2 separate regions of the Homo sapiens genome follow, and region 2 is linked to region 1. Evidence: chromatin loops called from intact Hi-C (ENCODE). Cell type or tissue: upper lobe of right lung. All regions are shown on one strand. Each heading gives the region's core, and the rest is flanking DNA. Links, peaks and the distances in the headings are about the cores only. Region 1 has its middle 57 kb from the start of NKX1-1. Region 2 holds the start of NKX1-1 (NK1 homeobox 1).

Region 1 (14,540 bases), core at 2,136-10,135:
CTGGTGTTGAGTGTCTGTGGCTTTTCCAGGTATATGGTGCAAGCTGTTGGGTGGATCTACCATTCTGGAGTCTGGAGGACAGTGGCCCTCTTCTCACAGCTCCACTAGGCAGTGCCCCAGCGGGGACTTTATGTGGGGGCTCCAAACCCACATTTCCCTTCTGCACTGCCCTAGCAGAGGTTCTCCGTGAGGGCTCTGCCCCCACAGCAAACTTTTGCCTGGACATCCAGGCATTTCCACACATCCCCTGAAACCTAGGTAGAGGTTTCCAAACATCAATTCTTGACTTCTGTGTACCCACAGGACAAATACCACATGGAAGCTGCCAAGGCTTGAGGCTTGAAACAATGGCCTGAGCTGTACCTTGGCCCCTCTTAGTTATGGCTCAGGTGGCTTGGATGCAGGGCACCAAGTCCTAGGCTGCACACGGCAGGGGGCCCTGGACCAAGCCCATGAAACCATTTTTTCCTCCTAGGTCTCCAAAACAATTTTTTGCTCCTAGCCTTCCAGGCCTGTGATGGGAGGGGCCGCCATGAAGGTCTTTAACATGCCCTGGAGACATTTTCTCCATTGTCTTGGAAATTAATATTCGGCTCCTTGTTATACAAATTTCTGCAGCCAGCTTGAATTTCTCCCCAGAAAATGGGGTTTTCTTTTCTACTGCATCATCTGGCTGCAAGTTTTCCAAACTTTAATGCTCTGTCACCTCTTGAACACTTTGCTGCTTAGAAATTTCTTCCTCCAGACACCCTAAATCATCTCTCTCAAGTTCAGAGTTCCACAGAGCTCCAGGGCAGGGGCAAAATGCCACCAGTCTCTTTGCTAAAACATAGCAAGAGTCACCTTTACTCCACTTCCCAACAAGTTCCTCATCTCCATCTGAGACCACCTCAGCCTAGACTTCATTGTCCATATCACTATCAGCATTCTATTCAAAGCTATCCAGCAAGTCTTTAGGAAGTTCCAAACTTTTCCACATTTTTCTTCTTCTTCTGAACCCTCCAAACTGTTGCAACCCCTGCCAGCTGGCCAGTTCCAACATCACTTTTATATTTTCAGGTATCCTTCTAGCAGTGCCCCAATCCTGGTACCAATTTACTGTATTAGTTCATTTTCACACTACTGTAAGAATTACCCAAGACTGGGTAATTTATAAAGGGAAGAAGTTTAATTGACTCACAGTTCTGTATGCCTGGGGAGATCTCAGGAAACTTAAAATCATGGTGGGAGGGGAAGCAAACACATCCTTCTTCACATGGTGGCAGGAGAGAGAAGTGCCATCAGGGGAAATGCCAGACACTTATAAAATCTGGTGAGACTCACTCACTATCAAAAGAACATCATGGGGGAACCTGCCCCATGATCTAATCACCTCCCACGAGGTCCCTCACCCAACATATGGGGATTACAATTTGAATTACAATTCAAGATAAGATTTGGGTGGGAACACAAAGCCAGACAATATCACGAGTCATAGGTAGATTCAGAGATCCTTTAATCTGCAATTGATTAAAGGAATAAAACTTTGTCAAAAACCAGAAAGGAGTGTTTAAGATAAGGATGGTATGTCAGTCAGCCACAATATGCCCTGCTTAGCAGGATCAATGGCCCGCAGGTGGGACTTACCCTTGCCTGGCGTAGCTTTTGAGACCTGTTTATAGTTTGATATCTTATTCCCATGAAGAGTCTGTTCTGCCAGTCATGTGATCTCCAGATCTCCAATGATCTCTAATGACCTCTAATGTTTAGGCACCAACATTAATGCCGGTCAGTTGTGGCTACACTCTAAAAAGGAGAAACTAAAACGGGGTGAGTTCCACCTCCCTTTCCATCATGGCTGGGAGCCAAGTCTTTAAGGTTTTGCTGGGGTTCCCTTGGATAGAGGGGCTCCATTTATTTGGTGAGGAGCTTAGGATTTTATTTTTAGTTTACACTCTGTCCTCTCTGTTCTCTGTTTGTCCTCTCTGTTCCCTGCTTGTCCTCTCTGTTCTCTGTTTGTCCTCTCTGTTCCCTGCTTGTCCTCTCTGTTCCCATTTGTCCTCTCTGTTCCACGTTTGTCCTCTCTGGTCCATGTTTGTCCTCTCTGTTCTGTGGTTTGTCCTCTCTGGTCCATGTTTGTCCTCTCTGTTCCCTGTTTGTCCTCTCTGGTCTCTGTTTGTCTTCTCTGGTCCCTGTTTGTTCTCTCTGGTCTCTGTCTGTCCTCTCTGGTCCCTGTTGGTCCTCTCTGTTCTGTGTTTGCCCTCTCTGTTCTGTGTTTGCCCTTTCTGTTCCCAGTTTGCTCTCTCTGTTCCCTGTTTGTCCTCGCTGGTCCGTGTTTGCACTCTCTGTTCTGTGTTTGCTCTCTCTGTTCCCTGTTTGCCCTCTCTGTTCCCTGTTTGCCCTCTCAGCTGTGTATTTGTCATCTCTGTTCCGTGTTTGTTCCCTCTGTTCCCTGTGTCTGGTTCAGCTTCCATGCTTGCCCTGTGCTATGCAAATCCCACCCGGCCCTGTAAGACCAGTCCTCCTCTTTCTCCCTGACACTTCCTAGATCCTACTCAAGAGGTCTCCCATCTCGGCTCCTCTGGGTGACTTTGCTTGTTTCCTCTCCCTCTCCAGCTCAGCCCCCCATGGCCTAGACCAGGGCCCCCACCCCAGGGAGTCCCTGTGGCTGTTCCTTTCATTTCATCCAGCTGGGTGCACAGTGGCCCGCTCTGCCCATAGGGTGGCCCCAGGGTCCTGTCCAGTGAGGTCAGGGTCCCTGGGAAGTCATGGAGTGTAAGGCAGAACCCCTCCCTGAGTCCAGGTGGCCCAGTAGAAGGGGGCTTGGAGGAAAGTGTGGGGGCTCTGGGGCCTTTAAGCCTCAGCTCCCTGCCTGGCAGGAGAGCCTTCCCCAGTGGTGTCTGACTTCTCCTCCATCACAGGGGACTAAACATCCTCTCCTGGCAGCGCTCTGGGGGGTGGTGAGTGACTGGGGGGGCCTGGCTGAGCAGCCTATCCTCCCCTAACAATGAGCCACATTGTCCTTCCCACAGGAGGGGCTCATGCAGGGCTGGGCCACCAGGACCCCAACATCTGCCCAGCTGGCCTGTGTGAGGTTCCTTCCGATCTGTCCTCAGCCTGGTGGAGAGGGGAGGAGGATGGAGACGGGGGAGGGAGGAGAGAGGGAGAGGAAGGACACTTTGGCCTCTGGAGGTCCTTCTGCCATGGATGCAGGTGGCTGAGGGGACCTTAAGGCCACACAGGAGAAGCTGCGGGCTGGTGCCCAGGCCTGGCTGGCAGGACCTGTGCCCAGCCCCCGGGACCTCCCAGCCCTTTCCGAGCCCACACAGTCTGTGTCAGCCACCAGAGCCCCCACCCACACTCACGACCATTGTTAATTAAGACTGTCTGCATTATAGGGCTAATTAACAATTAGCATAAACATAATTAGCCAGCGCTGACATTTAACTCATTACATTGTTTAAATAATTTTCGGAAATTGCCCCAGCGGCATTCTGTCAGCTCGCAATAAAGGCGCCACTTTGTCATGTAAATTAAATGACATTTGTGTTGTTGCTGTCCCACCGTGGGAGACGGTCGGCCACATCCCACCCTCGAGGCCTCCCGGTGCGATCTGGCACTCGTCCTGGTCCTGCCCCCACCCCCAACTGGTGGCGAGGTGGTGCAGCGGGAGCCCCCAGGCCGGGCTGCCAAGAGAACTCCAGGCCAGAGGACAGACCCGGGCTAGCCCTGCAGTCCCGGCCTCTGCCCCCCAGGACCCTGGCAAAGGAAGTTCCTGCAACCAGTGGGCAGCGTGGATCCCAGTCTCAGGACTGAGGGAGATCCTGGGTGTCGGAGAACGAGGAACCGAGGTCTGGGCCTGGAGAAGCCTGTGGACTCCACTTCCAGTCAGTTCCAGGCATCAGTGACAACCAGGACGTCCTGGACACCTGGCCGAGTGGCTTCTCCCTCAACCTCCCATGCGGACCCCCATCTCTGAGTGGCCCTGGGGCTGGGGTCCTGGAGGAGGTGGCCGTCACCTGTGGGGAGCTGCCCAGCCAGCCCCGCCCTGCTCTGGGGAGTCCTGGTCAGCAAGGGACCCTGATGACTAGGCCCTACGGCGACCCCCTCAGCCCCAACTTCCAGCAGCCCCTTCCTCTCCCGCAACTCCCCACCACCTTATGTCCCCGACTTCAACCCAGACACGCAGCCCCAGGATCCCTGGCTATCCCTGGGGTGGGGACAGCCCGCAGCCCAGCCAGTAATGGGCACAGAGCTGATCCAGGGGCACGAACATCAAGGTGCTTCCCCTTAACCCTGCCACTGAGTTCACCTCCACAGCGTTCACACTGACTGACTCTCCTCTCTCCCCGACGTCTGCACCCCAGGGCCCCAAATGCCCCCCATCAGACAAGGCCGACTTGGGGCAGCTGGAGGTTGGGTCTGAGCTCAGAAATGCTTCCCACTGTCTCTGGCTCTGGCCAGCCAGATGGGCACTCACGTTCACTCACTCAGCTACTCCTTCCTTCCCACCTTCCTTCCCTCCTCCCTCCTTGTTTTGTTAGTTCTCTCATTCATTCATTCATTCATCCATTCTCTCATTCCTTCCTATGTACTTTTTTTTTTTTTTTTTGAGACTGAGTGTTGCTCTCTCACCCAGGCTGGAGTGCAGTGGTGCAGTCTCGGCTCACTGCAACCTCCACCTCCCGGGTTCAAGCAATTCTCCTGCCTCAGCCTCCTGAGTAGCTGGGATTACAGGCATGCACCACCATGCCCAGCTAATTTTTGTATTTTTAGTAGAAACAGGGTTTCACCATGTTGGCAAGGCTGGTCTTGAACTCCTGACCTGAGGTGATCTGCTTGCCTCGGCCTCCCAAAGTGCTGGGATTATAGGCCTGAGCCACCGCACCCGGCCCCTTTGTGCTTTTGTTCAACCAATGGACAGCAGCTGTGGGCAGGGCTCAGCACAGCCCCCAGGCCTCCCTACCACTTGATCCTGACTGCCTGGGTGGGAGCCTTGCCTCACCTCCAGGGACAGGCACTGGTCAGCACTGGTTCCACCTGCCCCCCAGATGTCCTCTGCTGTGTTCATCCCGCAAGGCAGGCCTGGCCTTGCTCTGTGAGGTGGCAGGACGCCCTTTGCTGTGGGGCTCTGGGTGTCCACCTACTCTGGGTTGGGCCAGGTGAGCCCCAAGGCCCCTCTCACAGAAGGTGTGTGGACCCTTGACAAGGCCAAACGGGTCTCCCACCACCTACTCCCACTGGTAAGTACCCGCTGAGGGAATAGAGAAGGCAAACAGGGAACAGAGAAGGTGAACAGAGAACAGAGAGGGTGAACAGAGGGAACAGAGAGGGTGAACAGAGAACAGAGGATGAACAGAGGGTGAACAAGGAACAGAGAGGGTGAACAGGGGACAGAGAGGGTGAACAGGGAACAGAGGGTGAACAGAGCGGGTGCTGCTCTGTTGCCCATGACAGCGACGAGGCAGCGTCTGAGAGTCTCCAGCCCTGAGAATGATGATCAGAGCCTCAGATGAAGTCTGAAACTCCAGACGTGGCGGCCCACCACCCCCCTCCTTCCCCGTGCTTCCCAGACAGGGCAGAGTGGCCCACAGTGCCCGGGACGGCTAAATCAAATGGCCCCGAGAGTTGTGGGGCCGGTTCTGGCTGTTAAGTGCTTGTCAGCGCCCACAGGCCCTCTCACGACTCTATAAAATTCCCAAGAATTATAGGAGTGCCAGGGTCACATAATTCACTGCACAGTAGATTTCACCTGGCGGCCAGTAATTCATATTTGTGGCGACAATATTGTTTTCCACTTTCTAAGAGTTATCGCCGTGTCTCCCTTCCAGGTCACTATGGATATCAAAAATCAATTTGGAAAGATGGATACTGTCAGGGAATAAAGCATGAAGGCAGAGGCTGCCCTCTCGCCTCCATCCGTGCTCCTGAACCTTGGCGGGGGGCTCTGATTGCTTGCCGGGACTTGACTGGGAAATCGCCAGGGATTGTTCGCTTGCAAGGGTCAACTTCTCCCAGGAGGCTTCCCTCCCGCCCCGCCTCCCTCCAGTCCCAGCCTGCGCGATGCCGGCGGCCTCTGCATCCCGGTCCTGAGCACACTGGGGGTGACCTGACCTCGGTCTGTGCCCGGGGGGATCCGGGGGTCTTTGGAGGCTGCTCTCCGACTCCAAGTGGGGGGAGAAGCTGCTACCCAGGACCCCACTGAGCTGGCCCGAGGCTACCGGGCAGCCCCCAGTGGCCACCCACTGGGCTTCATGATACTGGATGTGGATTAAGGAATATTGATGTTTGCTCGTCACGGAGGACACACTGTGCACGTGTGGGGTCTCCAGAGGAAGGAGAGGCCCAGTCCCTGTGCTCAGGGCCCAGGTGCACACACACGTTGTCCCCCAGCCAGGGAAGGCCCCGAGACACTGTGTTCCAGCCACAGGGAGAGAACAGAATGTGCGCCATGTCCTATGCTGCTCCCGTCACTCCTGAGCCCGTCCCAGCCCAGAGGAGCCACACTCAGGGGAGGCGGGTGTCAGATCAGAAAGCACTGGAGTCCCCTGCGAATGGAGCGTGAGAAGGGGCTTGAGGTTTGATGTTCCAGCCCTGGAGCTGGGGAAAAGGAAAGGAGGCTTGGAGAAGGACCCCCGCCCCCAGCATCCTCCAGCCAAGGGCTGGCGGCAGCGTTTCATTGAGACTGCAGAGTTATCACGTCGCCCCCCCACAAGCCCCGCGTGGGTCAGTGTCCAGCATCCGCAGAGGACAGCCTGGTGGGCGGCCCCCGTGGGGCTGTGTACACAGGCGGTGGGAGTGGATGGAGCGTGAGCCAGCCAGGGAGCCAAGGCCTCCACCAGTGTGGGGGGTGGTCGTCTGTGTGCTGGTGGCGGGCTATGCAGGCGTGTGTGGGGAGTGCAGGTGTGTGTGGGAGGGTGTCAGGTGTGTGGGCATGTGTTGCTGGTTGTGAACCTCCCAGGGGCTGTAAGCGTGTGTTTTGGCAGCTCTCTGAAGCCCCTTGTGTGGGCTCCACATTCTGCTTGCAGTTGGGGTCCTGGGAATAAGCCGGGCCTTGTGGCGGCCGTGCTGGCAGGGCCTGAGAGGGCTCCGGCAGGGCCCCCTGGGTCAGGAGCCCAGAGCTGTCCTTCCCTCCGGCTCTCAGAGGGGCCAGCTCCTGTAGCCTGCAGCCAAGGCCGCAGAGCCTCCCCCGTGGGCCCCCAGCCTTTTCTCTCCTCCCTGGCCGCCGGCTTCCTGCGTACGCTCCAGCCACGCTGACCTCATCCCTGCCTGCTTCGGGCCTCTGCACATGCCATCTGCAGGGAGCACGAGACCCACAGCTGTGTGGAGCTCACTGCTCCCTTGCTGCGGCCTCAGCTCCAAGTCACTTCCTCAAAGTGGCCCCCATGCCGACCGAGCTGAACCGTTGCCCCCTCCTCGCCAGGCAGCCTGCCCTCTCCCGTCTGTGCCCCTCTCTCCCACCAGATTTCTGCTGCAGGAAGGCAGCGACTCAGTGCCCACAAAGCTTCATGAAATAAGTGCAGGAGTGGGGCTGGGGTCCCAGCTTTGTCTGGGCCTGGGTTCAAACCCAAGGATCTCTGTTGGAGGCAGTTTCTGGAAACCCAAGGTCCAGTCGGCGCGTACCTGATTCACCACTGTCGGTCTCTGGACCCCTGTGCTGTGGGCAGGCCCTGGGGGGTGGCTGGTGGTTGTGGGGTGCACCGTGTCCCCAGGCATCCCCAAGGGAGGGGGCAGCCGCAGCCCCCTGACCCCGTGGCCGACACGGCTCCCCCACCCCTGGTCCTCCTGCTGCCAGGCCTTCTGCCCCCTCCTACCTCGGGTGTCCCCTCCCCAGCCCCTGCCCTCCCTCCCCGGAGGGCCCCTCAGGCCCCTCACTCCTGCCACTGCCTCTGCAGGATCCAGTGTTCCCCCAGCCAACCCGAGAAGACCAGAAGGCCCTGGGAGACCCGAGGGAATGTGGGTGAAGGTTGGGATTTCTGCACTGTGCAGGACGGGGAGACACAGAGGCCCCGGAGTGCGGCTCAGGGGGCGCCGGCAGCCCCACAGCGTCAGCAGGAAAGGAGGCCATGGACACCAGACTGCCTGGCTGCTCCTTCCCTCTTCTGGGCGTCTGATTGCCCAGGGTGGGAGAGGTGGACAGTTAATTAAAAAGCAGCTAATAGCGGCCCTGGGGTCGGCTGCGTGGGTGCTGGGGATATTGGCCCATGGATCACTGTCCTGTGATTGCTGCTCGTGCCCACCCCGAGGGGTGAGGGTCCCTCTGGCTGGTCAGCGCGCCGGCTGCCCCCGCACCCTGAAAGGAATTTAATTCAGGCTACATTTAATTAGGAAAAGAGGGCTTACGGAGGATCATGAAGTTGAAACCTCTTTTAAGAATGGAAATAAACTCTTTCCTGGTCCTCGGCAAGCCAGACAGAGACCCTCAAAGTCAGGTGTCATCGGGCACTGGGTGGCCCGTAGGCTGTGTGGGAGGAAGGCCAGAGCTGGGCTGTTAGACGTCCTTGGTGAACCTGCCGCTGAGTGGAGGTGAGGGGCGGGTGGCCTGGCCGAGCCCAACCCTTCGCCTTCTGATTGGTGGGCAGTGTCCCCGCAGGGCTGGCTGGGGCCACCTCCCTCTGCCAGCATCAGGTCCTTACGTATCAGGATCCGAGGGCCTCTGGTCCTGCTCCCCCCACCCTCTGGGACTCACCCGTTGAGCCCACACCAAGGGTGGCCTGTGTCAGCTCTGCCTCCGGCTGGACCCTGACGGACACAGGAATTGGCTGTCTCCTGTGGGTCACCAGGCTCCGTGCTGGGTCCCAGGGCACAGGCGGTTGACTCCAGCCCCTGCTGCAGGCTGTCTTGAAGAGGATTCTGAGCAGCTGGGCAGGGAGGGAGCTCTGAGCGGGAGTGGAGAGGCTGGGGTGGAAGGGCCTCAGGTGGAGCCTCTCCCAGGCTGCAGCGGCCTCCCCAGGTTGGTGCTGTGGTCCCCACCCCACCACATGGGACAAGCCCTGCAGGCCTGAGGCCAGGCCAGGGCCTAGCAGAAGCCAAAACTCACACACATGGGTGGAAATGTAACAGTTTACATCCAGAAGGGGCCTTTCCCTTAGGGGCTGTAGCCAGCGGGCAGCTCCTGCCTCACCCCTGCCCCTGCCCTCTAAGCCTGCTCTCTGGACTAAAGCCGGACCTGGCAGCCAGACTGTGCGGTGCTGGGGAGGAGACGCCGGGCACTGTGGTGGAGGGGGCCAGGAGAAGGGATGTCAGAGGGCGGGGAGATCTGTGGGGGCAGCCTCAAAAACAGCTGGACAGACAGCCCAGTGCAGGGGGAGCCGCCGAGGCCTTGAGGGAGGAGACTGGGCCAGAGCAAGGGGCAGGAGAGGGAGGATGCGTCCGTGGTGGTGACCAGTGAGAAGGTCCCTGAGTGGCCAGGCAGACTCGGCAGGGGTCCCCCAGAGTGGACAAGTGGGCGGGGCCGAGGTCTGTTTTGGGGACGAGGAGGACAGGGCAAGCCGCGCAACCTTGAGTATGAGGACCACTCTCATCTGTAGAAGGAGCACTGTGGTCCCTGCCTCACAGGGTGCTGAGGAGGAGGAGGCGGGGAGGAGCCCAGTGTGGCCTCAGCCCCTGGGGGCATTTCCAATCCTGCCTCTGGAGCTCGGCCACCCCGAGCTCGGCCCAGCACCCCAGCTCTGCTCCCTGCAGACTCTCCTGCCCTGGCTCCGTGCTGCTTTCTCTGTCTCTCCAGGCCCCATCCTCTAACTGTGGGCACCCGGTGCTGCCCTGACCCCTCCCTGCCCTGTCTGCACTCATCCCTCATCCACACATTGAGGACCCCAAGTGGGTGCCTCCAGCTCCACTGGCTCTTCTGAGCTTGATGACCCCCACGGCTGGCCCCTCACCCTCACGTCAGTGCCCCCCACCACCCCATCTTCACAGACCTCTCAGTCTCTGTCCTTGGCGTGTTTCTGGAATCCACTCATCTGCCCCCACGGCCTCCCAGGGCCTGGTCCCTGCACCTGCCACGGCCTCCTCGGGGCCCTCCCGCCCCACTGCCCACACCCTGTGCCAGCTCCTTCCCAGTTTGCTCCAAGTGCAGCAGGCCGGCCTCCCTGCCTTGGTGTGGGCTCTATGCCGTTCACTTCCTGGGCCCCAGAGCCCAGGACAGGACCCTGCAGGTGGGTGCCCCTCGGTGCCCACCCGCTAAGCAGTGAGCAAGGGCCCTGAAGCTTGTGTGGTCCAGAGAGTCCACGCGTGGCCACTGAGTGCCACCCTGGGACTAGGGACAGGATGTGGGGTGGCCGCTGGGGAGGGGAGTCCAGTGCTCCACAGGGACTTACTTCACCTTCCATGAAGTTAAAGGTGGAGTGGGGAAGGCAGAGGTCCCTGGCCGGGGTGGGGAGAGTGGGCAAAGGATACCGGCCCGGGTGGGGAGAACCCTTTCTGATCCTCCTCACAGACCCCAGGCCCCACCTGGGGGCTTCTGTCCATTGGCTTCGGAGCTGCAGCCTGAGACCTTGGCCTCACGGCCCACTCTGGAGTCCCCCCACTGCAGCCTCCCCCCTGCCCCACCTCCGCCACACACACAATCACCTCTGGGACTGTGGCTGTTTCCAAAATTCCTGGGACCCAGGGAGGCCACAGCACTGGAGGACAGCCACCAGCAGGTGGGAAGCGGGCTTGGCCGGGGCGCTGCCCGTCCCGCCCCATTGGTTCGTGTGCAAGCAGCTCTTGAGTCCACCCCTCCAGGGGCCTGCAAGTTCATTTGCTTGTCTTACACCTGGCAGCCCTGAGCACTGAGGCTTGATGAGGCTAAGGAGAGCTGGAGGAAGACCCTATTGATTTTAATTACCCAGAAACAGCCCACAGGGACAAAGGACTTTGGCAGTTTATTTAGCCAGGCTGCGCTGCGCTATTGTGGAAGGAGAGGTCAAATCAGCCGCCCTCATTATAACTATAATAATAAGGCCAAAACGCTGCTCGGGGCTGAGGGCCTTTTTTTTTTAAAGCAATAACCTCACTGCCCCACCCCCTCACGCCCCTCTTCAGCAGGCTTGAACAACCAGGAGCAATTACATGCTGTCGATATTAATTCAATTAAATCCAGGTTATTTATTGGGTATTATGGAAAAGGATTCTCTGGCCTTACAGAGATGGGGCATGACTGAGGGAGTGAGCAGGATACAGAAGCCTCAAGCAGAATTGACTGTGGGCATGGGCCAGAAAATCAGCACATCTCCAGGAGGAAGGTAGAGAGCGTAGGGCACTGTGGGGGCTGCTTGCGTGGCATTTCTTCTGGGACTGGTACAGAAGAAGATCAGAAGGTGTTTGAGTGTTTGAACCCTTCTAAAAAGTGGCCTTGTAGAAGACCGAGTGGCCTTCAGCAAGTCATTCAGTGCTTCTCTTTACCTTTGACTTTGCAGCTGAAAATTGGTTTTGGATGATGATGATGATGATGATGATGATGATGACAGTCATGGTGGTGATAAAGGAGATAACGAAAGGGTTGATGGCAGTGACAATAATGGTGATGATGATGGATGATTGTGAAGATAATGAAGAAGATCATCATTGGGTTGACAATAGTGACAATGGTGATGGTGATAATGGTGTTGATTGTGATGATGGTGGTGATGATGGTGATTATGGTGATGGTGATGATGATGGTGGTAGTGATGATGGTGGTGATGGTGATGATGATAGTGATGATGATGGTGGTGATGGTGGTGATGATAGTGATGATGGTGGTGATGGTGATGGTGGTGGTGGTGATGATAGTGATGATGGTGGTGATGGTGGTGATGATGGTGATGATGGTGGTGATGGTGGTGATTATGGTGATGATGATGGTGGTAGTGATGATGGTGAAGATGATGGTGATGGTAATGATGGTGGTGATGGTGATGATGATGGTGGTGATGGTGGTGATTATGATGATGGTGATGGTGGTGACCATGGTGATGACGATGATGGTAGGGATGATGGTGATAGTAATGGTGATGCTGCTGCTGATGGTGATGGTGATGGTGATGATGATGGTGAAGATGATGGTGATGGTGATGATGATGGTGACTGTGATGATGATGATGGTGATGGTGATGATGATGGTGACTGTGATGATGATGATGGTGATGGTGATAATGATGGTGGTGGTGATCGTGGTGACCATGGTGATGACAATGGTGGTGATGATTGTGATGATGGTAGGGATAATGATGATGATAGTGATGGTGATGGTGATGGTGATGCTACTGATGATGGTGATGATGATGATGATGGTGACGTTGATGATAATGGCGATGTTGATGATAATGGTGATGATTATGTTAATGCTGACAGTGATGATGCGATGCTGCTGCTGATGGTGGTGATGGTGGTGATAATGTTGGTGGGGATGGTGTGAATGATGATAATAATGATGGTGATAGTGATGATGGGGATGATGATAATGGTGATGATTATGGTGGTGATGATGGGTGAATATGAGCAATGATGATGTGAGAGATAATGGGAAAGACATCTGCCTTGCTGACATCAAACTGTTGCCATTAGATTAAATGGGATAATGGGTTTTTGAAACCTTGGTAGAGCACACAAGTACAAGAGGCTGTGAATGAAATAGGAGACACCAGGTGGAAGGCCACGGATGAGCATCAGTGCCTGTGGCAGGAGGGCCATAAAGGACCCCACATTTGGCGCCCAACCTTAAAGGGAGAGCAGGCCACCGGTACTGGTGACACCTTCCACTCTAGGCTGAGAATGCAGGGTCCAGAGGAGGCCCCCAGTGGCTGTCAATATCAAGGGACAGAGAAAAGTGCCTGCTGAGTGCCCACTAAGGGCTGGGCACTGTGCAAAGAGAGCTTTACCCATTTAGTCCTCACAATGACCCTTGGGGCTAGGGACATTTCAGGGACCTGGTTCTCCTGGATAATTCCTGTCCACACTGGCTGACCAGGCATCGTTTTTACACACCTGCTTCCACTCTTTCCTTTGGATGATAGAGCGCAGGCCACCTCAGCAGTGGGAGTTTCGCCCCTATTTTACAGATGCAAGCACTGAGGCTCCCAGAGGTGGAGGCTGTGGAGCTAGGTCTGCGGATGGCTCTAAGCGCTGCACCCTGCTCCTGCTGAGTTTCGGGCTGACTGGCAAGGGGGGAAGGTTCAGGGTCTTGGGACCCTGAAGGGCATTGCAGAGCCCTGCTGCCTGGCTTTGAGGAGGCCCCCAGGGTAGGGAGTGGAGATCACAGGGGGCTGGCCCCTGTTTGATGACATGGCTGGGACTGACATAAGATTCTCAGTGGATTCAAGTGACCTCTGAACATCAGGGTATAGCTGTGGGTACCCCAAAGGGCCATGAGAAGGGTAGGAGGCTTGGAGGGGAGGTGGTGGGAGGTGGGCAGAAGCTGTGGGCCTAGGGACCAACCAGAGATTTTGCCAACACAGTGGGCACACCAATGTCCTGTGGCTGCCATAACAAAGTGCCCCAACCCGAGGGGCTAACAATGCCAGAAGTGCGTCCTCTCACAGGCTGGAGCCCAGAAGCCTGAAACCCAGGTGCTGGCAGAGCTACACTCTCTGCAGTCTCCAGGGGAGGACCCTTCCTGCGTCTCCCCAGATTCCTGGGCTGCTGGCCTTCCTGGATGCCATCCTCTTGGCTTGTAGCAGCACACTCCACCTGCCTCTGTCTTCACATGGCCATCTCCCTGCGTGGGTGTCTCCGTGTCTCTGTTTTCTCTTCTTACAAGGACACCAGTCATTGGATTAGGGCCCGCCCTACCCATGTGACTCCATTTTACCTTGAGTACATCTGCAAAGCCTGTTTCTGAATGAGTCACACTCATGGGTACTGATGTACAGGAATTTCAGAGGGATGCTGTTCCACCCAGTGCACTACAGCACACAGGCCTGCAGCCAGTGGGCCGGGGGCCGCGGCACCTACTGCCAGAGCTGCTGGGTGGCCTGGTGGCCAGTCGCTGGTGACCCTTCCCAAGGCCACCACCCTCGTGTCCATGCCTGACCGCGCCCTGCATGCTGACAGTGTCCTGGCCCTGACTCACAGCCAGAGCCCAGTATCATCAAGACGCTGGTGGCGGCCACGACCCCAGGGCTGTGCGTGTTGCCTCTGGCTCCTGAGGCGGGCTCCGCGGCCTCATGCTGGACACCGTGTCTAACCGGCCAAGATTGACCTGTTTGGGGCTCCTCACTGCAGCTGAGCGATTTGATCTGAGACCCAGACAGCAGTCAGGGCAGTAATTGGATGTTATGAGATCGGAGGGCCACTCTCCGAGGAGGGGGCAGCTGAGCGGCCGTGGGCAGCTGGAGGAGGGGGCTGCGGCTGGCAGTGGGGGTGGGGCAGCCCCTGTCCGCTGGAGATAAGCCCCTCATCTTCAGCCCCTAATCTCCTGCTGGGGTCATGGACAGAGCCCGAGGCAAGATGGAATGAATATGGCCACTGTCCAGCCACTGCCTGGCACTGCTGCCCCGAGGGTGCTGTACAATTAGTTTTAAATATCAATTTCACGGCTGCTCAGGGGAGAGAACAAGCAGGCAGGCAGGCTTCACCCAAAGCAAACCAGGTGTTTC
Region 2 (14,540 bases), core at 4,377-12,376, 52 kb before region 1:
GGGACTGTTTCCAGCGTCGTTGGAGGAGAGGTGGCAGCTCCAAGAGGGAGCACTCGACCCGACTTTTGGGGGCCTGGGTCTGAATGGGCTGGGACGCTCTTGGGCAGGTAGCTGAGCCCAGGCAGCCCCTTCTCCCCGGGGAAAACAGGCAGGCGCTTCTTCCTCCAGGCAGTAGCCGAAGCTGACACCGCCCCCAAGCTGACACGCCTAGCCCGGTGCTCCCTTGCGGGGCTGTGGGGCAGGGGAGTGGGACCGGAGCAGGCTGCAGGGGTGGGGAGCAGGAGGCGGAAAATGCCGCGGCCCCACCAGCTCCATGGCTAAGAGGAGAGGCGAAGAGGAAGCAGCTGGTCACTTTCCGAGACCTGTGATCTTTTTTGGGACGGGGAGGGGGCGGTCAGGGAGGTGACGCTGGGACCTGAGCCTCAGCCAGCTTGGCGGGTGAGCCCCTGCGCTCAGCCCCTGCGCCCACGACGACGGGCAGGCACCAGCAGAGTGGCCTGAATTCCGGCCGGGGGACGCCAGGCCGGTGGGAAAACGGGCTGGAGTCCCGCTCAAGGCCAACACCCGAGGAGCCTTGGTCCCCACCGGAGAGGATTCACGGGTGGGCCCGGCCGGGCGGAGGGCGGCGCGGGAGCCTGGGAGAAGGGGGCGCGGCCGCCTGCGGTTTATTGATTGAGTGAAGTTCCGCAAAGTGCTTCGCAGCGGGCCGAGCCCGCGGGAGCCACCTGCCCGGCCCCGACGCGCATGGTCATTTATAAATTTAAAACTCTTCCGTAGCAACCGGTTATGTACAGAGTCAACGACTGGAATCGTAGAAAACAGCCGGGCCCGGCAGCGGCCTCGGAGGCGGAGCGGCACGGGGCTCAGAGGTGCGGCGCGTAGAAGGCGGGCGCCCCGTAGGTCTGCGAGCCCAGCACGAAGGGCGAGAGCACCGCCGGGCTCGACAGGAACGGCAGCTGCGCGGCGCACACCAGGCCTCCGGGGCCGTGCGCCGGGTACCCGGCCGGGCCGTGCATGCCGAGCGGGGCGCCCATGGGCGGCGAGGGGCTGAGCGGGCTGAGGCCGCCGGGCAGCCCCGTGCCAGGCCCGGCCCCCGGTCCCGGTCCGCCCCCGCCGCCGGTCGGAGCGCTGGTGTCGGCGCCCGGGTTCTGCTTCTTCCACTTGGTTCGGCGGTTCTGGAACCAGATCTTCACCTGCGTCTCGGTGAGGCTGAGCGACAGCGCCAGGTTGAGGCGCTCGCACACCGACAGGTAGCGCGTGGCCTTGAACTTGTTCTCCAGCGCCACGAGCTGCTCGTAGGTGAAGGCGGTGCGCGCTCGCCGCGGCTTCCCGGACTTGGAGTCGGACCCCGTGCGCTTCCGCTTGGGCTTCGCCGCCGTCGCCGTGCCCTGCGGGGTGGTCCCCGCGCCCCCCGGCGCCGCTGCACCTCCCGGTGGGCCCTGGGCAACGGGCGAGTTCTCGCGGGGTCCGGGGGCCGCTGCCTCGTCGACGGTGGCTCCGGGGGACGCGTCGGTCTCAGCCGCGCCCTGGCAACCCGACCCGCGGGCCCCGAGGCCGCCGCCGCCTCCCCGCGCCTCCTCCGCGCCTCGCGCCGCCTCCGTCTCGGGCGCTTCGTCCTCGTCGTCGTCCTCGTCGTCGGGAACCTCGTCCCCGCTGTCCGCGCTCGGGCTGTGGCCGCCGCCGCCGCTGCTGTAGCCGTTGGTGTCGTTGGTCTCGGCCTCCCCTGCCTTGAAGGGGTCGCCGGCGTCTGCGGGAGGGAGGGACAAGGACAGGGCAGGGCAGTTAGGACCGGCCGGTTCCCAGATCCCGCCCTCCGCGCGCCCCGCTTCCTCCCCCAGGGTTCCCTCCCGCCCCCTGCTCAGCGCCTCCTGCTTCGTCACCCGCCTCCTCTCTCTCTCCTTCGCTCTGTCGTTTCCCTCCCCTCGGCCTGTCCTTCCCTCCCGCCGCCCGCGTCTCCTCTCGGTCCCTTGCTTGTTTCTTTCTATGGAGAGGGTCCCCCTCGCCCCGCGCTGCCCGTTCTCGCGGCGCCGGGCGTTTTTGCCTGAGCGGGGCTGGACGGGTGCTGCGGGCCGGGCCCGGCTGCGGAGATCACAGCGGAGTGGAAGCTCTGATCGATCCGCAGGGCTGATACACACTTAATTAAACTCATTTTGTGTAGTGTACAAACTAGTTAAGGCCATTTAATTTATTTCGGCGTATATTACCCCCCAATTACCGCCGGCGCAGGGCCAGCCAATTGCCGGGCATTTAATAACAGGCCCGGCGGTGGGGCCGGAGCCGGCCGAGAGAATGGGGCTTGGGGGACCCAAATCCTATGCCCTGGCCCCGACCCTACCTCAAGCCTCCAGGCCCTGAGCTTCGGTCGCGAGGGTCAGCCCCGGCTCCCCTGCCCGCGCCTCGGCCCCTGCGCAGAGTTGCCGCGGGTAGGGCCCTGCTCGGCCTCACCAGGAGGGCTGGGCGGGCGTGCAGGTCGGAGTGGCTCCCCGCGGCCTAAAGGCCCGGTCGGCCGAGTCTGAACAGCAGCTCCGCATCCTCCAAGCAGAGGCCCTGAAGTGACTGCATTTTGAGTCTCTGAAATTTGGAAGAAAGCATCTCTCCCAGGCAGGGTCGCCTATGCCCCGGCACTGGGGGCCTAAGTCAGGAGGAGTCGGGGCAGGTGCCCTCCACAGAGCTGCCCAGCGGCAGCCGCGGCCTGCTCTCCGGCCAGGTCGGAACCGAAATCTCCGGTAAGAAATGACCAATCGCTCCTGTCAGATTCCTCCAGGGCGACTGGCCACCTGGCATGGAGGCCAGCAGGTGGTCTGGGTCCCCGCGACCCTCAGCAGGAGTAGGATCCGCCCCTAGACGACCGCGAGCGCCGTCCCAGCCCTGCCCCGGGTGCCTGGCCCAGATGACTCCCCGGCTGTAGTATGCGCGCGCCTTCCCGGCTTCAGCGGGATCCCGGCCTTCCGCCCCATAGACTCCCCGCAGGTGGAGGCTCTGAGCGCAGCCGCCGCAGAGTCCGTAGGGTCCCCTCCACTCAGCCGGATTTGTTCGCCCTCCATCTCGGCCGACCCGGAAGAGGCCCCGCGCAGGTGCGGCCCGCAGCCTCCAGGCGCAGAGCCGGTGGCCGCGGCCCAGCCCGGTCCGCCCCGCGCTGTCCTCCCTGTGCTTCAGTAGGGCCGGAAAGTTGGAGGGAGGAGGAGGGGACACAAAAAGCAATCAGGAGCAGGTCGAATGCAATTCGCGATCAATAGCGGCCCCTAATAAGTGTAATAGGTTTTAATCGAGTAATTATCCGAATTTTGACCCTATAATTTAGATGTTCGGGGGGAGTTTGCAAGGTGCTTGAAAGAGATATGCACGCGCCGTAATGGGATATCGACCCGACCGGGGGCGCGGGCCGCCCCATTACCGGCCGCTTTCCGCCGCTAAGCACATTTCCCCTTAACTGTAATCGAAGGGATTTAATTGTTTTTCCAGCGATAACCAGCGTTTTGTCACAATTAGTCTGATTTGTCCAAAAAAAAAGAGAGAGAGGGAGAAAGGAGGGAGGGAGGGAGGCCTCGGGCGGGCACAGTGGGGGCGGGGAGGTCACGGGCCAGCCACCGCGAGCGGCCCCTCGCCTCCTGCACCAACTACCCTTCTAGGCCGGAGACGCGCGGAGGCGAACCCTGGACCGGCCTCACAGCCCTGCAGCCCCTGGGCCTGACCCGGCTAAGCTTCTCCAGAGGAGCCTGGCGATGCAGGCCCTGCAGTCCGGGTCGGATGGAGGCCACGGGTGGGCTGGTGCGGACCCGGCGCTCAGCGAACTTTCCACGGAGCCTCGGCGTGGGCCAGACCCAACTCGCCACGGTGTCCCAGGGTCGTAAACGCATAGAAGCCTCCGGTCCCCCGTCCCTGCGACCTGGTGCCGGGCGCATCCTACTCACTCGGCGGCTCAGCTCCGGCGGCTCCGACTCCCCCGGCGCCGGCGAGGGCGCGGCGCTCCAGCTCCTCCGCGCGTGGCGGGCGTCCCGAGGCGGCGGGTGCAGGGGCGCATGGGGCCGAAGCGCAAGGGGCGCACGCAGCGGGAGCCACTGGGCCCAGCAGCACGCAACGACGCCTCCTGCTGTTGAACTTGTTGGGGTCCAGGATGTCCAGTACCGAGAAGGAGGTGGGGCGCAGGGGCGCTGCGGGCCGGGCCGCTCCAGCCCCCTCGGGCGCCGCAGGCACAGTGTCGCTGGCCGCGAGCGGCGGGGCTCCAGCGCGGGGAAAGGCCGGCAGCTCGGCGCGCCCGTCCATAGCTTCCTGGGCAGCGGCGGCGGGAGCGGGCGGTGCGGGCCCCGAACCTGGCTGGGGAGGCGGCGGTAGCGCGGGAATGTCCCCAGGAGCCTCGGGGCCGCTAGCGCTCATGCCGGCCTCCCGCCGCTCCGGCGGCTCGGGCCCCGCCACCTACTGGGCTCCCATCCCTGGCGGCCCCCGCACCTCCACACGACCCCGCGCAGGCGGCCGCTGCTCCGCTCGCTCTCGGCGCCGCGCCCTGCGCTTGGCCGGTGCTGCCTTCGCCGCCGCCTTAGGCGCCCGCGGCGCCCGGTCCGCGCATTTATGGCAGCCCCGCCGGAGGCGCCCACGCGCCCACACGCCGAACACACGTGCGCCCGCAGGCGGCCGCGGGGCTCCGCCGCCCTCGTTAGCGCGCGCGCCTAATTGGCTGCGAACGGTCCCGGGCCGAGGAGGCGGACCCCGCACAGGACACACGGACGGAGCCGCCGGGCGGGACGAACAGACACGCAGCCCGGAGCCCAGAGCGGTCCGCAGGCGGCTGTGGTGGTCAGCGGCGCGTCGCTGCGCCTCCGCTCGTCCGGAAACGGCGCGCCAGCCTCCTTGGCTAAGGGGGAGGAGACAGCCCCGGCTTTTAAATAATTGCGGGATCAATCTGCGGCGGGGCCGCAGCGACCCCAGGGCGCGCGGGCCAGCGAGCGCCAAGAGTTGGCTGGGACATCCCGGCGCAGGATGCGGTGACTGGCCTGGCCTCTCCTCCGGGCCCCCAGCGCGCAGGGCCCTGAGCTCCGAAGGCTCCCACAGCTCTGGCGCCCCTCGGCAGTTGGGGTGGGGATGGGGGGAGAGGTTCTCACGCGCGATTCTCCGAGTCTCCGCCGGGTCTGCAGCCCCCTCCCGCGCGTTCCGTGGGTCTCGGTCCCGCCTCTCTCACTTGCTCCCGCTTGGGGTCTCCTTTTGCGTCTCCAGGGTCTCTCTTGCTCAGGGTCTGTGCCCCTCCATCCCTTCCCACGCCCGCCCCTTTCACGTCGTCAAATTAGGGCCCGACCTGGAGTGCCAGCAGAGGGGCGGAGCCGGCGGTCCCCGGGCCGCTCATTAGAAGTGGAATCGAAAATGAGAGACTGCTTGTCCCTCTTAACCCGCCCCCAAAAGGGGGACCGACAAATTGCACACACAGCAGGCGGCCTACATAAAATCGATCCTCTTCAAGTAAGGAGAAAATGTGTGTTTCTTCCAAAAAGAATACGACAAATGCCCCCTTCTCCACATCTGGATAAATAGGAAGCCCCGCGGCCTGAGTCTTTATTTGGGTACGTTTTATCTACAGCGGCGGTGTTTGCAGGACAGGGCCCTGCGGCCCGCGGCCCTCGGCCCTCGAGGATTGGGCCTGGCGTCCGGAGTCCCAGTGCGGGATCGTGGTAGCTCCCCGGCGGGTCGCTCCTCTCCCTCCTCCTCCTGCCCACGCAGCGAGCAGCCAGACGCAGGTGGACCCTGGTGGGCGCCGGCAGTGCGAGCGCGCGCGCTTCTTCAGGGTGTGAGCGCGCGGGCGCGTGCACCGGCGGGTGTGCGCGCCGCCTTACACTGCGGTCCCCGGAGCCTGTTCCGCGCGCAGGGCGGTCCTTTGCAATTACCGCGGGCAATGATCCTTTGGAAGCAGAAATTAAAAGTTGGGAGAAATAATGGTGGACCGATCGGCTGTAATTTGGGCCAAGCTCGGACACGCTGAGCCCCAGGGAGCCTGGAACTGGTTGGGCGGGGCGGGGGGGGGGCGCAGGGCTTCCCGTCCCTCTTCCCCTCCCCTTCCCCTCCCCTTCCCCTCCCCCGCCCTCCCCGCTGCTGGTCCATCCCGAGATTCTAATCAGGTCCACAGCACCGTGTCCTTCCTTGCCAGGACTTGATTATTCTTTATCTTTAACTTATAAATCACCTCTGGGGAAGGAGGGTGGGTAATCTCCCATCGCAGGGAGGCAATTATCTCCTTTGCCCACACCTTGGTCTTCACTCTCTCCCCCTCCCCCAGCTAAATTTGGATATAGAGGTGCACACGCCACTCACACACACACTCGTTCACAAGTGCGTAGCACACACAAGCACCCAGCATCCGTTCACGAGCATCCGTTCACGAGCACCCAGGCACACAAGCCCTGCAGAGCCCTCACAAACGCGCTGGCATCCCTGCATCTCCCTCTTCCCCGCCAGCGCCAGCGCCAGCTCCGCGCTGGTGTTGGTTCCTCTTTCACTGTTTCCCGAGGAGGGGCACACCAGACACTTTCCAGATTGCTGCGCCCCCTCCCCAGGAGACCGCTGGGTGGCGGGCGAGGCCTGGGTCGGGGAGGGCCGGGCAGGTCTCAAGGGCATACCCCTGACCTGGCTGCCGGTCTCCCTGCAAGCACAACCCACTCAAAGCTTCCGTCCCTGCCACGGCCTGACCTCAGCCAAACATCTCCCACTAGTAGCCACACACCCACCCTGCCGGGTCCCAGATAGTTGGAACACCTGCGCGTGAGGAAGGGATGGGTAATGGGCACACAGCCCTCTTAGTACAACTTTCAAAACGAACACAATCACATGGAAAAGATGTTTTATACAACATAGATGAAGTATGTATGATGGTTGTCGCTAAAACATAGTAAATATAACACATTAAATACGATAGGGAATAGCATAACGGAATTGCGTTATAATATACAATTATGACTCGTTTCCCAGCAAACACGTGCACATCGAGCACTGCAGAATGTTCTCCCTGATGGGGGCGGGGGCTGGCCAGGGTTGAGTGCCACTTTGACGAAAGCACGTGGCTATCTGAAGTTTGTGGGCCCCAAGGTTCTCCTCGAGCCTTCCCTCCCCTCCCCTCTCTGCCCCACACCATCCTCGTGTGAGCCGCAGCGGGCAGGGTAATGAACTTCGAAGTTCTCAGTCAGGTTCAGAGGAGCAGGGGCCGGGTGGTGGAGCCTGAGGGGACCCCCGGAGCTACACAGGGCACCTCCCGTCGCCTCCCCTGGGAAAGGCTTGGAGACGGCATCGCTGCATGCTCCCCTGCCCCACCCCTCCCCCATCTCTGAGGAACAAGGTAAGCCACAGAGATGCAGGGCACCCCTCCTCCTCTCTCAGATCCCCAGAAACATACCTCCCCTCCCCGATCTCAACCTAGCATGTCTGGGGCTATAAAGACGTCCTTTCACTCCTAATCACAATTGATTGTCAATTAGACCCCCATTTGTGCAATCTCTGCCCATCTGCCATCTCGGGTTATCTCCAAGACACCAGCTTCACTTGCAGGGCCCCAGGTGGGCACTGACAGGTGAAATCAGTGCCGGGGGTGGGCTGCCCCTGCCTGCCCAGTGCACAGGAAACATTCCCTCCATTGCAGAGCTCTCCCCTGCTGCAGGTCCAGGTGGGGTCACGATGGGCTTGGGTGTGGGCGTTGGCAGGAACACGCCTGGGACAGGAGCAGAAGTATGGGTGGTGGTAAAGGGTCTTAGAAGGGAGCATGAGGAAAGGAGTGGGTGGGAGCTGAGACTTCGAGGATTTTCTCCCCAGCATTAGAGGTTTTTAAAGTTTGAGGGACAAGAGGAAGAGGGGGAGCCAGCCACCACTGCCACGAACTCAGCATGGGTTTATGAACCACCCCCCGCCGCATTTTTTTCATCTGTCAATTGTAGGGGTTGAGTCCCATGCGAGCTTCCAGGTCCTGATACCCTCCCCTCATGGGGTGAATGATGACGACAAGGTCACAGCCTTTTACTTGGTGCATGGAGGGAAGTCCCTTCTCTCTTTGCCTGGAAAGCTTTAGCTGGATAGGCTGGAAAGGCAGCAGGGTCCCAGGGGCTCTAGGGTTGGGCAGAGGCATAATCACCTCCACTTTGTATAGTGTTTGCCTCGTGCGAAGTGCACTCCACCCCACACTTGGCCCCACAGCCTCGCTGTGCACCTCCTTGCATCGGCCGGACGGGGGCGGGGGGTGCGGGCGGAGGACGGGGAAGGAGGCTCCTGTGTCCCCTCTTCTCGCCCCTGCACACACTCGCGCCACGGCGACCCATGTTGATCACCGGAGTTTGGGAAGTCAGAGGGGAGCCCTCTGCTTTCAGGCCTGGGTTCCTTCTCTAAGATATGCCCACTTAGGGGCCTGTGACTCCTCCAGAATGAGTGTACCACACTCGGGACACCAGAAGCGAGAGGGGACACAGGCTCTGACCTCGAGAGCACGTCAGCTCTGGAGACCCGCGGCCCCAGCCTCGTGTGCCTCCGCACAGGGCAGCTTCAGCACTGCGAACAGCGCCAGCACCGCGGACAGCGCGCTCCCACCTCGCCCCCGGAGGCCACGGGCTCGGGCCGTGTTCAGCACCGCGGACAGCGCCAGCAACTCCGAGGGTCTCCTGGCCTCCAGCCCGCCGTCTCTGACCTCCCTGCCCCGCCCTCGACTCCTTCTCAAACTTTGGGATGCCCCAGGGGAGGAAGAGGGCGGCAGGCTGTGTGTGGAGTCTTGGCACGGCGTACATTACACAGCCCGATCAAAAGCCAGCCCGTTCACCTCGACCAAGCCAGCATCCACCAAAGGGCCAGAAGTTTACCAGGCCGCTCACCGCGTGGGCTTCCATTCTCCTACCTGCAAGCTGCGCGAGTTAAGGAGGGAAAGCACGTGGCACAGGGCCTGGCTTCTGGCGAGGAGCCCACCAGAGATGCAAAGGTGAGGCTGAAACCCTTTAAACTTAAAAACAAGAAGATACAAACAATTGGAACAACTGGGGACATGGGTGCTATGTGGAGGGCAGGACGCCTGGCTTCCCATCAGGGCTGCAGAGGCGGCCGCGGCTGGCTCCCTCTCCCGGGTGCTGCTGGTTGAACTTGGAGAGCACCCTGGCTCCTGAGGGTTTACCGACCACAGGGTCAGGCCGGGGCAGGGATTACCACCTTACAGATGCATAGCCTGAGGCCAGTGAGGACCCACGCTGTGCTCAGTGCCCCTGGCCGGTAAGTGGTAGGATTTTTATGTGAACGCTGGGTTCCTTTCACACAGCGTTTTTCATGTGCAAAGTCATAGGTAATTGTGTGACTGGTCTCTGAGAGAAAGCATCCAAGCCCAGAGGGGTCCTTACTCCTCAGGCTCTGTCCCTCCAGACTCTCTCTTATTGCCCCTGCCCTCTCTGGCCTCTGCCTGCCACTGGCTACACTGCATGGGGCAGCAGCATGCCCAGGTTGGAGCCTGCCTGGGATGGCCACATTCCCTCCCTTGTCCCCAAGCTCCTGCTGGTACTCAGGGCTTGAAGCATAGGCATTCTCCTGTCTGTGGCTGCCACAGTCGTCTAGGGGTCTGTGTGGGAATCACCAGAGTCATGTTGCCTGGAGACACATGGTCAGGAGACCCCTCCTGAGTGGGGGTCTGGGGGTGCCTTGGCCGCCTGGCCTCTGCCTGCCACTGCCCCAGACTGGCTGCCTCCTGTCTGCTTTCCATCATTCTAAAATGTAAATTGAATAGTACTCCTCCCCTTCCAGAAGTGCCAGGGACCATGTCTAGGCTCTGCAGCCTGGTATCAGGGGCCATTCCTGGCTGGATCCTTCCAGCTATCCTGTATGCTCCCTAGGCCTGTACCCGGTACTCCAAGCCCCTCCCTGTGCCTGGATGGCCGAGCTGTCCTCTCTGCTGGTGGTTACTCTGAGCCCCTCCCTGTGCCTGGATGGCCGAGCCGCCATGTCCTCTCTGCTGGTGGTTACTCCGAGCCCCTCCCTGTGCCTGGATGGCTGAGCTGCCATGTCCTCTCTGCTGGTGGTTACTCCGAGCCCCTCCCTGTGCCTGGATGGCCGAGCTGCCATGTCCTCTCGGTGCCCTTAGCCACTCACTAGTGCACATGCATCATCCCTGCTCCCCTTCGTGGCAGCACCACCTGGAGGCCACCCTGATTTCCTCAAGTAAGGCAGGTGCCATCCTGTGCACCCCTCCAACCCAAGCTTTCACAGTTCTGCCTTAACACGTCACGTGACCTTTATCTGTTCACTGGCGGATCCCCCCCCCGCCCCCGTGCCCCCGAGACTGTAGAGGCAGGATGCAAAAGGCAAAAGCATTCTGGGACAGGGAAGAGTGAAGGGCCCAATGCTGGCAGGTGGGGCAGTGTTTCAGCCTGTGCACCCCACCTCCACCCTTTTAGTTGTCTGACATCCTGGTCCATCTGTCTAGCCCCTGGGCAGGGAAACGGCTCTGGCCACCTTGACTCTGTCCTCCACGAACAGTGTGGTCTGGCACTGATCCATTTTCTCCGTGTGGGCTGGTGGACCCCTGCTCTGGGCTGCTGTGTCATGGCTTAACTTGGAGGAACTTCCCTGGGCCCCCAGAGACACCTGGGAGCACACTACCCCCTCCTCCATGGCTGAGCGGCTGGTGGGATTTACACCCCCGAGCTGCCCTCGGATCAGGCCACGGGGGACTTTACAGAGAGGTATTTTTGTCCAGTTCTGGCTCTGTCTTTCCTGGACTCCCTCTTGATATCCCTGCCTTTGGTAAGTCCCGGGCATCTGAACACATCTGAATCCCTGCCTCTGGCTCGGCTTTGTCTTCCCCAGAGGCGGTGCAGGAAGAGGATGGAAACAGAGACCTGGGGAGTCCCCTGCACAGGGGGAGTGGTCATCCCTGCCATGCTGTGGAGCTTGGCTCCAGCTCAAATCAGGAGCCAGGATGTGTGGTGTGCATTCACAGTAGGGCCCGTCTTCCCTCATTGCAGCCCCATCCAACTGGGGAAGCGTTAATTGAATCAGCAGTGTGACCCATGGGAGAATTTACCCACAATTCTCCTCCCTTTACCCTCTCCGCAATCCATGGCCTTCCTCTGGGGAACAAACACTTCCAGCCACGCTGAAGCTGGTCTTGGCCCATGACCCGCAGTGGGCAGAGTGGTGAGGTGTGGGTTCTGAGCTCAGGCCATAAGGGCCCCCTGCCGGTTGGAGACCCCCCTCCATGAGAACGTGCTGCAGGGAGCAATTACTCCCTCAGCCTGGGACTTGGAATGAAGGCGTGGAGCCAACTGGATCCAATGCGAAGCCTTCATCCTGATGAGCCCACCAAGGGCAGACACACTGAGCCGACCACAGCCCAGAGCAGGAGACGGTGCCGCTTCGACCCTGTCTTCGGGGTTGTTACCCAGAGGCATTGTAGCAGAGACCACCCGCCTGGAAGAAGTGGTGTCCCTGGCCACTGCAGGCCGCTGAGTCTTGGGGTTGAGAAGACGTGACTTCAGCACCACCACCGTGCGTCTGCCTGGAGCCCACCCTCTTACCTGGCTCCCATCTCACCTGGCTCCTCTGCCTCAGTTTCTCCCTCTGTGACAGGGTTCCATGCGTTCACCTCTATCCTCCCCACCGTTACCCCAGACGCGGGTGCCAGCATTTCTTCCAGCACGCCGTGCCCCACGAGGAGCCCACTCCCCCGTTATCACTCACGGGGCTCCTCGTGGCTCCTCCGACAGGGTGGGCACTGTGGCGGTCGTAAGGGGCAGGGATGAGCGCGCTCAGGGAGACCCCGCGGTTACCGCAGCCTTTCAGGGAGGAGGGAGGCGGCGGATGCGGTCTGGGAGGGCTCCAGGCGTGAGAAGGCGGCCCTTGCCTGGCGCAGGGGAGCAGGGAGCTTCCAGGGTGGGTGCGGGGAGGAAGGAGGAGTAAGGGGTTAGAGGCCAGGTACACAGCAGGTGCTCAATAAACGAGTTCGGCACCGTCATCCCGCCCTGCAGGGCCGCTCTGGGTTCGGAGGGCGCGTAGGGAGGGCGGGTCAGGCCGCACAATGAGCTTAATTGAGGTTAATGCCTCCCGCAGCTCCGCGATTATTAAATTATCATCATCACGCGCGTGAATCATAATTAGGAGTTTGAGGAACGCTCCTGCGGAAGCCTTGGAGAGTGATTCTGGCGCCACCGCCTGCTTGGGGCCGCCCGCAGGGAGGGAGTCGGGGTGGGCGCGTGTCCGCGGGAGGGAGTCGGGGTGGGCGCGTGTCCGCGGGAGGGAGTCGGGGTGGGCACGTGTCCGCGGGAGGGAGTCGGGGTGGGCGCGTGTCCGCGGGAGGGAGTCGGGGTGGGCGCGTGTCCGCGGGAGGGAGTCGGGGTGAGCGCGTGTCCGCGGGAGGGGTTAAGGGTGGGCGCGTGTCCGCGGGAGGGGGTAAGGGTGGGCGCCTGTCTGCAGGAGGTGGGTGGAGATGGGCGCGTGTCCGCGGGAGGTGGGTGGGGGTGGGCGCGTGTCCGCGGGAGGGGTTAAGGGTGGGCGCGTGTCCGCGGGAGGGGGTAAGGGTGGGCGCCTGTCTGCAGGAGGTGGGTGGAGATGGGCGCGTGTCCGCGGGAGGTGGGTGGGGGTGGGCGCGTGTCCGCGGGAGGGGTTAAGGGTGGGCGCGTGTCCGCGGGAGGTGGGTGGGGGTGGGCGCGTGTCCGCGGGAGGTGGGTGGGGGTGGGCGCGTGAGCACGGGCTATTGCGCGCTCACGTGGCGCGCCCCCGGCTGAGCCCAAGGCCGGGGTCTCAGAAGGCCCCGCCCACCCCGCAGCGACCCCCCCCCCACGCCCCTCGCACCGCCGAGCCCCTCCCCCAGGGGCCGTTCCCTTCCGGGCCTGCACCGCCCCCGCAGCTGCCCTCCCCCCAGAGCAGCGCCCGCCCCCCTCCTCTCGGCGGTTGGGAGCCGGCCCCGCCCTCGCCCGCTCCCCGCGCCGCCCCTACATTTTCTGATTCTCTGCGACCTTCGCGGATCCCCCCGTCCCCTGCAAAGCCTCGGCCCCTCCCGGCACCCGCAGGACCCCGTGAGTGGCGCGTGGGTGTCCGTCCCGCGCGTCCGACCTGTGATCTCCGAGTGGGTGCGTGCGCCTGAGACCGCGCGGTGTGTCCGAGTGTCCGCATCCACGTGTCCCTACGATCGTGTGCATTGCGGGGCATCCACGCGTGTCCGTGTCCGTGTGTGACCGCACGGTGCATGCCAACCACGGCCTGTGTGAGCGTCCGGGCGTCCGTGGGTTTGTGCGCGTGGATGCGTGTGTTTCTGCTCCTGGCTTGAGCGTGTCCGGGGCCTCTGTCGTGGGCCTGTGGCGGGGCCCCTGGAGTGGGCCCCCTGGTCTCCGGCCGGGCTGCAGTGCCATGTGCGGTGTCTGTGTGCGACTCAGTCCCTCGGCCCTGTCCTTTGGCCCCTCCCCCTCACAGCCTCGTGGGCTTGGCCAAAAGGAGCCCCCCAGAAAAGACGAGGGATGTAGAGTCCAGCGTCCCCAAGGCAAGAGACAAGTCAGTCACCCCCTCCTCTTGAACGGATCCTCCTATCCCACTTCCAGCACTTCAATTCTCCATTTATTTTCCTCTCTGTTGCCGAAACATATTGAAGGGGAGAAAAAGGAAACATTAAGATCCACTGTGAGCTGCGCGGAGGTTTAACGATTTCAAATGAGGCCCGGCTCGGGTGAGGACCTGACAATTCCCCGTCAGGATGGCAGATGACGGCTAAAATTACCCGGAATCAATATTCTCACCGGGTGTCCCGGGCTGATAAGCTCCGCCAAGACAATGTTGACTATTAAAGTCGACAGCTTGAGATATTACACTATTAGTTATGCTATTTTTAATAATCTATAATATTTGGGCTATAATTAATTAATTATACGGGTCAGATAATATCTAGGGCTGGAATGAGGTCTGAAGGACCCATTACGGTGGTAATGAGAAAGGGGAAATCTAATCTGGGGACAGGTGCTGCGAAGGCCTGGGATACTGCTGCCCGCCTCGCTGGCCTCGTCCCCACCAGCAGGCCCAGCATGGCCCAGCTTCCTCGGACGCAGCCAGTGGGCACGTCAGGCAGGGTTGCTTGAGGTGGGGCCCTCAGCGGGCCAGGAGGACTGAGAGGCTGGGGTGGAGGGTGGGACTGAGAGGCTGGGGCGGAGGGCGGAACTGAGAGACTGGGGTGGAGGGCCCGCCCGCCTGTGTTGCTGGCCTGCAGCTGCAGACTTGGCCGGGGGGCGGGGGGGCAGGTGCCCACGTTCTTGGCTCTCTTTTGGGGCCTGGAGGGCCCCTGTCCCCCTCCGGCTTTCCTGTCTTTCTCTGAAGTGAGGGCCTGGCTGGACCATTCCCTGCATGTGTGGAGTCCAGTCCTCACCTCGAGCTCCTCCACCACCACCCCACACTCAGAGACTGAAACCCATGCCGGTAGCCAGAGTCCATGGGGCCGGCCGGGACTGCCCTGCCCACCCTTCCTCTCCTTTTCCTGGCTCCCACGACCCCACCGCACGGCCTCCCTGCTGCCTGAGGGGTGAGCGGGCCAGCTGCCTTCGCACTGGCTGTCCCCTTGTTCTGAAGTC

What was found. A loop is a pair of places that touch in the nucleus more often than their neighbours do. Peaks named below come from ENCODE experiments on the same cell type or tissue, not always from the same donor. Only the 100,000 strongest peaks of a DNase experiment are listed, where the experiment ranks them.
Region 2: it touches region 1 in a loop (2.4-fold over the local background); 3 of 110 quality-filtered maps call a loop at or near these places.

Annotation. Positions count from the first base shown.
Region 1 is chr4:1,456,137-1,470,676 of GRCh38, forward strand. No RefSeq gene overlaps it. Among named protein-coding and RNA genes, the nearest start is that of NKX1-1, 57 kb to the left of the region's middle. In upper lobe of right lung, for the core only: no CTCF peak of the experiment used is centred there; a DNase peak (open chromatin) is centred at 6,725; H3K27me3 peaks cover 5,406 bases.
Region 2 is chr4:1,402,069-1,416,608 of GRCh38, forward strand. It overlaps NKX1-1 (NK1 homeobox 1), which reads right to left and starts at 4,374. Exons shown (of 2, transcript NM_001290079.1): 1 at 3,912-4,374; 2 at 864-1,747. The coding sequence starts at 4,374. The coding sequence ends at 864. RefSeq lists silencers at 1,153-1,447, 8,393-8,687 and enhancers at 3,735-4,325, 13,083-13,756. In upper lobe of right lung, for the core only: no CTCF peak of the experiment used is centred there; a DNase peak (open chromatin) is centred at 8,563; H3K27me3 peaks cover 7,507 bases.